2 separate regions of the Homo sapiens genome follow, and region 1 is linked to region 2. The links are chromatin contacts, found by Hi-C or POLR2A ChIA-PET in ENCODE. All regions are on one chromosome and are shown on one strand. The core of a region is the stretch at or near the end of the contact, and the rest is flanking DNA. Distances in the headings are between cores, read along the strand shown.

Region 1 (5,515 bases), core at 954-3,453, 68 kb after region 2:
ACTCATGGCTGTCGGGGCCGCCTTCCAGATCAGGAGCTGATACCAGCATGCCCCAGGGATATTCCTTTCTAGGGAACAGAATGATGCCCTGGCTGCTGCTTTCCTTCTCCGGAAGATGACCCACCAGAGCTCCAGGGCCCAAGGTCAGTCCACGGGGCTCAGGTCTCCCACACCCCAGGCCTTTGCCACCTCCTAGAGAGGTAAGGGCAGGACCCAGGCAGTGATCACCAAAGGGAAGGGGGCTTGGTCATGGTCATAGTGATGGTGATGGCACTAGCTGACACTTATCAGAAGCTATGGGCCTGGCCCTGTTCTTAGAGCTTGGCATGTAGTTTTTTTTGAAACAGAGTCTCGCTCTGTCACCCAGGCTGGAGTGCAGTGGCGCGATCTCGGCTCACTGCAACCTCTGCCTCCCGGGTTCAAGCGATTCTCCTGCCTCAGTCCCCCAAGTAGCTGGGACTACAGGCATGTGCCACCATGCCCGGCTAATTTTTTGTATTTTTACTAGAGACGGGATTTCACCATGTTAGCCAGGATGGTCTCGATCTCCTGACCTCGTGATCTGCCTACCTCAGCCTCCCAAAGTGCTGAGATTACAGGCGTCAGCCACCGCGGCCAGCCAGCATGTAGTTATTTAACCCTCATAGTAAATAGTTATTCATTCCCTTTTTACAAGTGGGGAAACTGAAGCCCAGAGAGGTTAAGTAACTCACTCCAGTGGTAGCACAGCTCGTAAAGGCAGTCTGCTTTTGTGCTTTCAGACAAAGCCATACCACAGCCTCTCAGCCCTGCTGGGAAGGGTGAGGAGGGACAGGGAGGTTGGGGGGAAGAAGGGGTGAGTGGAGCTGAGGGGCTGTGCCCTTGTTTACACTGCATTAGCATGGTAGCTAAGAGGACAAGCCCGGGACCCAGCACCTGGGTGTGAGCCCTGGTTCCGCTGCTTCCTGGCTTTGTACCTCGAGGCAAGGGATTTTATCTCCTTGTGTCTCAGCACTCTCATCTGTAAGACTGCACCACATCAACACTCATCCTAAAGGGACTGTGAGACTTAAATGAATGAATATATGTAAGGCGCTTGGTGAGCAGATAGTAAATGCACAATAAATCCCCAAGTCTTCTGTTGAGTCAGCATTTGCAAGTGGGCCTGCTACGGGTTACACGATCATTTCCCAAGTCACGCCCCTGAAGTTGCTGAGCAGGGATAAGGGAAGGAGTGAGCAGGCAACTCTCTAGGCATCATTCAGATAACCCCCCAACTGAGGTACTTCTATACAGAGAAACCCATGCCACTCCCAGCCCTGCTGCCGCCTTGAGGCCAAGACTGAGGCTGCGGGGTGGCCCCTCCTTGAGTGCTTTCTCTTCCAGGCTGGCTTTTCCGAGCATCTGACCCAGACAGCAGTCAAGTTCTCCGCTCCACCCCGAGTTTTGGAGAAGGGGCATGTAGATAGGAGAGCCCTGGGTCGACCTGTGTTCGAATCCTTGCTGGGCCTCTTGGCTTAAATGTGTGACCAGAGGCACATGCATCCTGTCTGAGTCTCAGCCTCCCCAGCCACACAGTGGGCTTAACCTCATACCCCGCAGGGAGGCTGTGAGGACTGCAAGAAGGCTTGTGGCGGGAGCTTCCAGCACGTGACGGGTATTGCATTGGTGTCAGCTCCCCCAGCCTTGGGGAGGGGACTGGGTACCCGCTGCAATGAATAAGGCTAATGACAGAGGGAAGGAGAGGGGAGATGTAGAGAGGAAGCACATGCATATTTTCAGCATTAATTTTCAGTGACACAAGTAATACCCAAACACACCCTCCTGCAAACGCTACAGATAAAGCTAATGCCCCTTTGACCCATGTCCCCAATCCCAGGCTCCTGCCCCTGCCCCGGAGGTGGCCACCCTGGCAGTCTGGCATGGAGCCTTCCGGGCCTCCGTGACTACACCGGCATTCGTATTTGTATCCCCACAATGGAGAGTATTTTTGTCTGTCTCTTTTTTATGGCGCATATCATTCTGAGCACAGCTGTCTGATGCTTGTTTTTTTTTCACACACCAACCCGTGCCTCATTTTCCAACCTGGTGGAACCTCATTTTTTCAACCTCATTTTCCTGCTGCTCAGGAAATTCTGAAAGCCATTAATTCCACTGCCAGCTCTTCTTCCAGCTGCCAGACGGGCCGATCTCTGATGCTTGGCATCGCAGTCTCGCATTTGAATATGTCAAGGCCACGAGTCCTCAGGGGCCCCGGATTAGCCTAACGGGATGGGGTTTGGCAGCCCAAGCAGGAAGAGTTGCCAAGCTGACGCTGCCTCGCAAGTGCCTTTCAGAAGAGCCCACACTGCAGTTCCCTCCATCACCTCCCATCCATTCAGGCTTCCTTGGTTAACACTGACTGTGTGCCAGGCCCTGGGGAGACCAGGACGAGTGGGTGATGGAACCCTTCTCTGTGCCCGAGCTGTTTGGAGCACACCTTTGATCTGGACACCATTCTGAATGTGCCATGTGCCATTAAATGGGGGTAAATGATGTGCTCTGGGGGTGCAGAGGAAGGTGGCAGCCATTCTGCCAGAAGCTGGAACTGGTTGCTTCTCTTCTCAAGAATTTGGGCCAATTGCTGATTCCTCTGGGCCTCAGTTTCCTCATCTGTGAGACAGGGATCTTGTCACACCACAAGGCTATCAAGAGTTTGAGCAAAAGTGGTTGGACGCAGTGGCTCATGCCTGTAATCCCAGCTCTTTGGGAGGCCGAGGTGGGCAGATCTCTTGAGGTCAGGAGTTCAAGACCAGCCTGGCTAACACAGTGAAACACCGTCTCTACTAAAAAATACAAAAAATTAGCCAGGTGTGGTGATGGGCACCTGTAATCCCAGTTACTCGGGAGGCTGAGGCAGGAGAATCTCTTGAACCCAGGAGGTGGAGGTTGCAGTGAGCTGAGATCTTGCCATTGCATTCCAGGCTGGGCAACAAGAGTGAAACTCTGTCTCAGAAAATAAATAAATAAATAAATAAAAAATAGCTAGGCATGGTGACAGGCGCCTGTAATCCCAGCTGCTCCAGAGGCTGAGGCAGGAGAATCGCTTAAACCCAGGAGGTGGAAGTTGCAGTGAGCCAAGATCACACCACTGCACTCCAGCCTGGGCCACAGAGAAAGACTCCATCTCAAAAAAAAAAAAAAAAAAAAAAAAGTTTAAGCAAAAGTGAGGAAGGTGCTTATTAAAAGCTGGAAATCAGGATGGAGGTACCAGTCCAGACAGCCTCCCCACCACCCCACCGTCTCCACAGCAGCCCCTGTTTCAGATTCACAAGCCTGCCTTGAGTGATGCAGTGAGTTATCCTGGAGGCAGTGTGGGCCTTGGAGGCCAGCACTCACTTTTTCATCCTATGATTTATTTGAGAAGCAGAGAGCACCTACCGGGTGCCAGGCACGAGCTAGGTGAGAACAGAATCAGGTAGAAATCTCAGCCTAGCCACACGGAAGCTGTGTGATCTTGGGCAGGCTGCATACCCTTTCTGAGCCTCAGTTTGCTCACCTGTAATGCAAAGGTAACAAAATCTTGACAGAGGCATAGTGAGGAATCAAGAGAACAACGGGCCTGGAGCATACACCCAGTGCTTAGCCCCCAGTAGGCCCTCACTCTCATCATTACTGACACCTGAGGTCACTGAGCATGTGCCACTGTCCATTCATTATCTTGCATAACTCCCAAAATCATCCTGCAAGGTAATATTTCATCTTCATGAAACAGACAGAGAAACTGAGGTTACAGAGGTTTCGTGATCTGCCCAAGTCTGCTGGCAGCTAAGCGGATGAGGCCAGATGCAAACTAGGCATTGAGCAAGACAGGCAGGACCCCTGCTCTCATAGAAATGATTTTTATTATTATCTGAACACAGTCCACACAAGTGACCTACCCCTCTCCAGCCCTGCAAAGAAATGTGAAGTGAGTTAACTGTATTTGAACCAAGTGGTCCACGTGTTAGCTATGCGACTGTGAACAGGGGCTTCAACCCCCTCAGCCTCAGTTTCCTGTCCTGGAAAATAATCGCAGGGAGAATAATCGCAGCTACCCCGAAGAGTCGCTGTGTAGGTTAAAGCAGTTATGCCGCATAACTGCTTCAGGGCACCTGTGACTCCCAGCTCTTAGGGCTGATGTTCTGTGGCCAGAGGAGGGCAGGGGTTGCAGCTGGCCGGTGAACTCACTACCTGGGCTCTCTCCCTGCAGGGGATGTCTTCATCCTGGTGTTCAGCCTGGATAACCGGGAGTCCTTCGATGAGGTCAAGCGCCTTCAGAAGCAGATCCTGGAGGTCAAGTCCTGCCTGAAGAACAAGACCAAGGAGGCGGCGGAGCTGCCCATGGTCATCTGTGGCAACAAGAACGACCACGGCGAGCTGTGCCGCCAGGTGCCCACCACCGAGGCCGAGCTGCTGGTGTCGGGCGACGAGAACTGCGCCTACTTCGAGGTGTCGGCCAAGAAGAACACCAACGTGGACGAGATGTTCTACGTGCTCTTCAGCATGGCCAAGCTGCCACACGAGATGAGCCCCGCCCTGCATCGCAAGATCTCCGTGCAGTACGGTGACGCCTTCCACCCCAGGCCCTTCTGCATGCGCCGCGTCAAGGAGATGGACGCCTATGGCATGGTCTCGCCCTTCGCCCGCCGCCCCAGCGTCAACAGTGACCTCAAGTACATCAAGGCCAAGGTCCTTCGGGAAGGCCAGGCCCGTGAGAGGGACAAGTGCACCATCCAGTGAGCGAGGGATGCTGGGGCGGGGCTTGGCCAGTGCCTTCAGGGAGGTGGCCCCAGATGCCCACTGTGCGCATCTCCCCACCGAGGCCCCGGCAGCAGTCTTGTTCACAGACCTTAGGCACCAGACTGGAGGCCCCCGGGCGCTGGCCTCCGCACATTCGTCTGCCTTCTCACAGCTTTCCTGAGTCCGCTTGTCCACAGCTCCTTGGTGGTTTCATCTCCTCTGTGGGAGGACACATCTCTGCAGCCTCAAGAGTTAGGCAGAGACTCAAGTTACACCTTCCTCTCCTGGGGTTGGAAGAAATGTTGATGCCAGAGGGGTGAGGATTGCTGCGTCATATGGAGCCTCCTGGGACAAGCCTCAGGATGAAAAGGACACAGAAGGCCAGATGAGAAAGGTCTCCTCTCTCCTGGCATAACACCCAGCTTGGTTTGGGTGGCAGCTGGGAGAACTTCTCTCCCAGCCCTGCAACTCTTACGCTCTGGTTCAGCTGCCTCTGCACCCCCTCCCACCCCCAGCACACACACAAGTTGGCCCCCAGCTGCGCCTGACATTGAGCCAGTGGACTCTGTGTCTGAAGGGGGCGTGGCCACACCTCCTAGACCACGCCCACCACTTAGACCACGCCCACCTCCTGACCGCGTTCCTCAGCCTCCTCTCCTAGGTCCCTCCGCCCGACAGTTGTGCTTTGTTGTGGTTGCAGCTGTTTTCGTGTCATGTATAGTAGTAGAAATGGAAATCATTGTACTGTAAAAGCCTAGTGACTCCCTCCTTGGCC
Region 2 (4,863 bases), core at 286-2,785:
TGTCTCAGATCTTGAAGAAAACCGGAATTGTAACTTAAGTTTTATCTGCGTATAACCTTGCAGCGGCATGGCAAAGGAGACAGGATCTCACAGAATTTTACAAATTGGCAACACAGTCAACTCTTTTAGAGCATTTGCTATGTGCCAGGCCCTGTCCTAAGCACATCACAGGTCAGGGTTATCCAACCCTGGAAGGTTATCTCCATTTTACAGATGTGGAAACTGAGGCCCGTGCCTAAGATGCCGTATCTAGTGAGTGGGGGGACTGAGATTCCAGTCCAGGCAGTTTGGCTTGGAGTTTGAGCTCTTCACCACACGCTGCCCAGCGATCCTGCCGGAGGGTCTTGACCACAGAGTGGGGGTGTGGGGGCTGTGATTCAGATTCTCCGAGGTGCTGATGCAGCTCTGTGGCGCCTACTGCCCCCGCCCCCCGACTGAGAACTGTGGCTGTGCTCAGCCACCGTGACTGGCTGGGGTATGGCTCGGATCCCTTGGGTGTTGGCCAGGCCCCAGTTGATCTCCAAGGGCTCTCGGTGTTCCAGGAAGCTATGGCTTGGTGTCTGAAACACAGTCTGGAGTAATAAATGTCGGGAGGAAGGATGTGACTAGGCTGCACAGGGAAGAGACCAAGACACTTTGAGCCAAATCTCTCTTTCTCTTGGGACCCCAAGAGCTGATTCACCTGGAACATCCTGGAGCCATGACACAAGCCATGCTCTGATGGCAGAGGCTGCCAGCTGCCACCCAGGACAGAGAGCTTATGGGAGGTGGTGGAGTTCCTGCTCCCCGCAAAGCCTGAGGGCTGGTAGAGATGTGAGGGTGTTTCAACGTTGCTTTCCAAGATAAGGAATGAGTTCTTTTTCTGTCCTTCTTCTTCTGTCCCTGGACAGCCTGACTGCGTCAAAGAAGGAGGTGGGGGAGCCAGGGGGCAGCTGGGGTAGGAAGAAGTCCAGCTTGGTGACATTAATGGGAGGACAGAATTGCCTGGCTCTTCTGTTTTTGGACACGGGCACAGTTATGAAACTTTGAGCAACCCCAGGCCTGGGGCTGGTTCCTGGTGGCCCTGGCCCACCCCTGCCTGCTGTGTGAGGCCTGTGAGGTGCATGAGGCCACTGTCCATAAATGGAATTGTCAGTTTATTACCCTCGGTACCCAGCCCAGTGCCTGGAAGTTCTTCCCGGATGTCGACTGCCGTGGGGAGAAGAGGGGCCCACTGGCCACAGTGAGGGTGCTGAGCTGGAGACGAGTTACACCCGATCTCATCCTGGGAGGAGACTGTGGTCTGGAGGGGGTGAGAGCAAAAATGCAGAGGCTTAAAACAGAGGTGAGGGCAGAGGGAGGCAGGAGAGACCGGGAAGGATTCAGGAAGCCTGTTTCCCACGTGGGAGGCGGAGGGATTTTCTTAAAACAGAAATCAGACCGTGCCACTTCCTGGTGGCGTTGCCCTAAAATAGATTCCATACTCTGTCCTGCTGTGCCATCTGGCTCTGCTTTCTCTCCACCTCCTCTAATGTTATCGTCTCCTCCCTGCTGTCCACTGTCCCGCCACACGGGTTTCTTCCAGTTCCTCGAACACACTAAGCCATGTCCACCCTTGGGGCTTGGCCCAACTCATTCCTACTTCCTGGACATCGCCCCGCCCTGCACTTTGCACTCATTCAGGTGCCTGCTTAAATGTTACCTCCTCAGAGAGGGCTTCCTACCGTATTTTGTCTCTCTCCCACTAGATTATCACCTAAAACCGAGCAGGGGCCATATAGGTCTTCTATAAATATCTCTTGTTAGTCAGCAAACATTTATTGAATGACTGTATGAAGGAGAAAATGGCTTACCTGGCTTTGGAAGCTTGGGGTTGCTCTACCTAAAGGAGTCATTCTCTATTTCAGCACCCCCTCATTTATTTAATTTAATTTATTTATTTAAGTCAGAGCCTTGCTCTGTCGCCCAGGCTGGAGTACAGTGGAGCGATCTCAGCTCACTGCAACCTCTGCCTCCCAGGTTCAAGCGATTCTCCTGCCTCAGCCTCCTGAGTAGCTGGGATTACACATGCGCACCACCACAAGTGGCTAATTTTGTACTTTTAGTAGACGGGGTTTCACCGTGTTGGCCAGGCTGGTCTCGAACTCCTGACTTCAGGTGATCTGCCCACCTGGGCCCCCCAAAGTGCTGGGATTGTAGGCATGAGCCGCTGCGCCCAGCCAGCACCCCACTGTTTAATGTATATGTATGAAGCTCATCGCAATTTGTAATCAATTTATTTATTGTTTTTGTCTCTCTCCCACTAGACTGTCACCTAAAACCGAGCAGAGGCCATATGCGTGCTCTATAAATATTTGTTGTTAGTCAGCAAACATTTATTGAATGACTGTATGAAGGAGATAATGGTTTTACCTGGCTTTGGAAGGCTGAGTAGGAACAGGGAAAGCAAAGAAGGATGTGCTTAGCTGTAATATCCGAAAACTCAACTATCAGTAGCTTAACTTCTAAGGATATCTATTGTTGACTTGGGAAGATGTCCGGATCTAGATTGTCCTCATGTTGATTCTGCAGCTTAACAGTGTCATTGGCCTCCCTGCTGCTTTCAATTTTTGCACACTGGCACCCTCAGCATGTTGGCATTTATCCTCAGGCTTCGCACCTTATGGTCACAAGATGGCTGCCATAGCTCCAGGCATCACGTCCTCACACGACTGTGTCCAAAATAGGAAGAGAGTGGCCAGGCATGGTGGCTCATGCCTGTAATCCCAGCACTTTGAGAGGCCAAGGAGGGCAGATAGCTTTGAGCTCAGGAGTTCAAGACCAGCTTGGGCAACATGGGGAAACTCTGTCTATTTAACAATACAAAACTTAGCCGGGCATTGGTGGCTGGCGCCTGTAGCCCCAGCTACTTGGGAAACTGAGGCTGGAGAATCACTTGAGCCCTGGGAGTGGAGATTGCAGTGAGCCGAGATCATGCCACTGCACTCCAGTCTGGGCAACAAAGTGAGACCCTGTCTCAAAAAAAAGCACAGAAAAACAAAATAGGATGAGAGGAAAGGGAGCAAAGGAATCTTCATGTGATTTTTCTCTTTCATCAGAGGTGAAAATCTTCACCTGGAAACATACTGCCACTCCTCACACCCTCCAGAGATTCTGCTTTATGTGATTATCACTCTGAACTGGCTCACTCAAGACCAATGAGTGAAAAGGGCTAGAGTAGAAAAGAGTAGAAAAGGGCTGCCATGATCACCTCAGGCTAATTGAGATGCGCCTCCTACGTTGTGTGCAATTCAACCCAGGAAGGCGATTAGTGGGGAAGAGGGCAGACAATGCCGAGCGTGCCCCACTGTCTCTTGGGGGCCTCCCACTCTCCTGTGGGGTAGGCAGGGCTACTTTTCTTAGTGTCTGTGGCTTCGCCTCTGCTCCCCCCACCCCCAGTCATTTGAGAATGCAAGGCTCAGAGAAACTAAGAAATGTGCTCAAGGTCACACAGAAAACTAGAAGGGAATAGAACTTAGCCCCTCATCAATCACTACCCTCACCCCAGAACTTGGGGTGCCCCTGGGCATGCTGTCTTGTCCCCACCCCCGTCCCTTCTCACCCTTCCATGCTGTTGCTTATTTAACCCACGTCTTTCCCAAGAGACTGTAAGCTCCCTAAGCACAGGGACTTTGGATCTGCCCATGGTCTTTCCCCAGTACCTAGAACAGAGCCTGGTTCTGAGCAAGGAAGGAAGGAAGGAAGGAAGGAAGGGGAGGAAAGAAGGGAGGGAGGGACGGAGGGAGAAAGGAAGGAAGGAAGGGAGGGAGGGATGGAGGGAGGGGAGGGGAGGGACAGAGGGAGGAAGGACGGGAGGAAGAAGGAAAAAGGAAGGAGGGAAGAAAGAGGGAGGAAGGAAGGGAGGAAGGGAGGGAGAGAGGAAGAAAGGAAGGAAAGAAGGAAGGAAGGGAGGGAGGGAGGGAGGGGAGGGGAAGAAGAGAGGAAGGAAGGGAGGGAGGAAGAAAGAAAAAGGAAGGAACAAAGGGAGGAAGGAAGGGAGGAAGGGAGGGAGAGAGGAAAGGAGGGAGGGAGGGAGAGAGGGAGGAAGGGAGGAAAGGAGGGAGGGAGGAAGGGAGGATTCTTAAGTGTATGTAATTGAGGTCTTCTGTACCCATGCCCTGTCAGCAAGCACTTGGGCGGAGTCCTGCAGCCCTTAGCTGGTGCAGGTGGGTAGCACTGCTGATACGTTTTACTGAGGTGCTGCCTTGAGGAAGGGAGTGAGTGAATATGGGGAGCACAGCCAATCCCCACGATGGGTACAGAGGAATTGGCTGTCTTGTGAGGCAGTAAACTCTGCTTTCAGAGGTGATAGGCATCTCTTGGGAGTGTTCTAGAGGTGATGCTTGCCATGAGAAGTTAGAATTGAAGACCACTGGAAGACTGATTTTGCGATATATTGGCTTAAGAGTCTGCAAAAACAGCATTTGCAGAATTCTCACAACTGCCTTATTTTGATTTTACAGTAGGGGGAAGTGAAACACAGAGAAGGTAAGTAATTTGCCCAAGGTCACACAGCTCATCTGTGGCAAAGACAGGATTGAATCCAGGCATGGAAGTACCCTGCTCACCTTTATTTTTTATTTTTTTATTTTTTTTGAGATGGAGTCTCGCTCTTGTCACCCAGGCTGGAGTGCAATGGTGTGATCTCAGCTCACTGCAATGTCCACCTCCTGGGTTCAAGCAATTCTGCCTCAGCCTCCTGAGTAGCTGAGACTACAGGTGCCCGCCACCATGCCTGACTAATTTTTACATTTTTAGTAGAGACGGGGTTTTGCCATGTTGGCCAGGCTGGTCTCGAACTCCTGACCTCAAGTGATCTGCCCACCTTGGCCTCCCAAAGTTCTG

Evidence for each region. A loop is a pair of places that touch in the nucleus more often than their neighbours do. ChIA-PET counts read pairs that join two places held with the same protein, here RNA polymerase II (POLR2A). Pooled maps may share reads with other maps.
Region 1: a loop to region 2 is called in a map of transverse colon, with 2.3 times the contacts of the local background. The contact joins two enhancer-like sites. A Hi-C loop is called at or near these places in 6 of 168 maps with a recorded cell type or tissue (PC-9, endothelial cell of umbilical vein, esophagus muscularis mucosa and 3 more) and 3 of 50 pooled maps. POLR2A ChIA-PET finds 5 or more read pairs at or near these places in 3 of 52 experiments (GM10248, HepG2 and WTC11).

The regions. Positions count from the first base shown.
Region 1 is chr22:35,547,293-35,552,807 of GRCh38, forward strand. It overlaps RASD2 (RASD family member 2), which reads left to right. Exons shown (of 3, transcript NM_014310.4): 3 at 4,211-5,515. The coding sequence ends at 4,740. Among named protein-coding and RNA genes, the nearest start is that of RASD2, 9.2 kb to the left of the region's middle. RefSeq lists enhancers at 1,751-2,461, 4,998-5,515. Within about 2 kb of position 2,204, at least 3 of the 41 ENCODE cell types and tissues checked have a DNase peak (open chromatin) inside an H3K27ac peak, as active enhancers do.
Region 2 is chr22:35,479,841-35,484,703 of GRCh38, forward strand. No RefSeq gene overlaps it. Among named protein-coding and RNA genes, the nearest start is that of RASD2, 59 kb to the right of the region's middle. Within about 2 kb of position 1,536, at least 10 of the 41 ENCODE cell types and tissues checked have a DNase peak (open chromatin) inside an H3K27ac peak, as active enhancers do.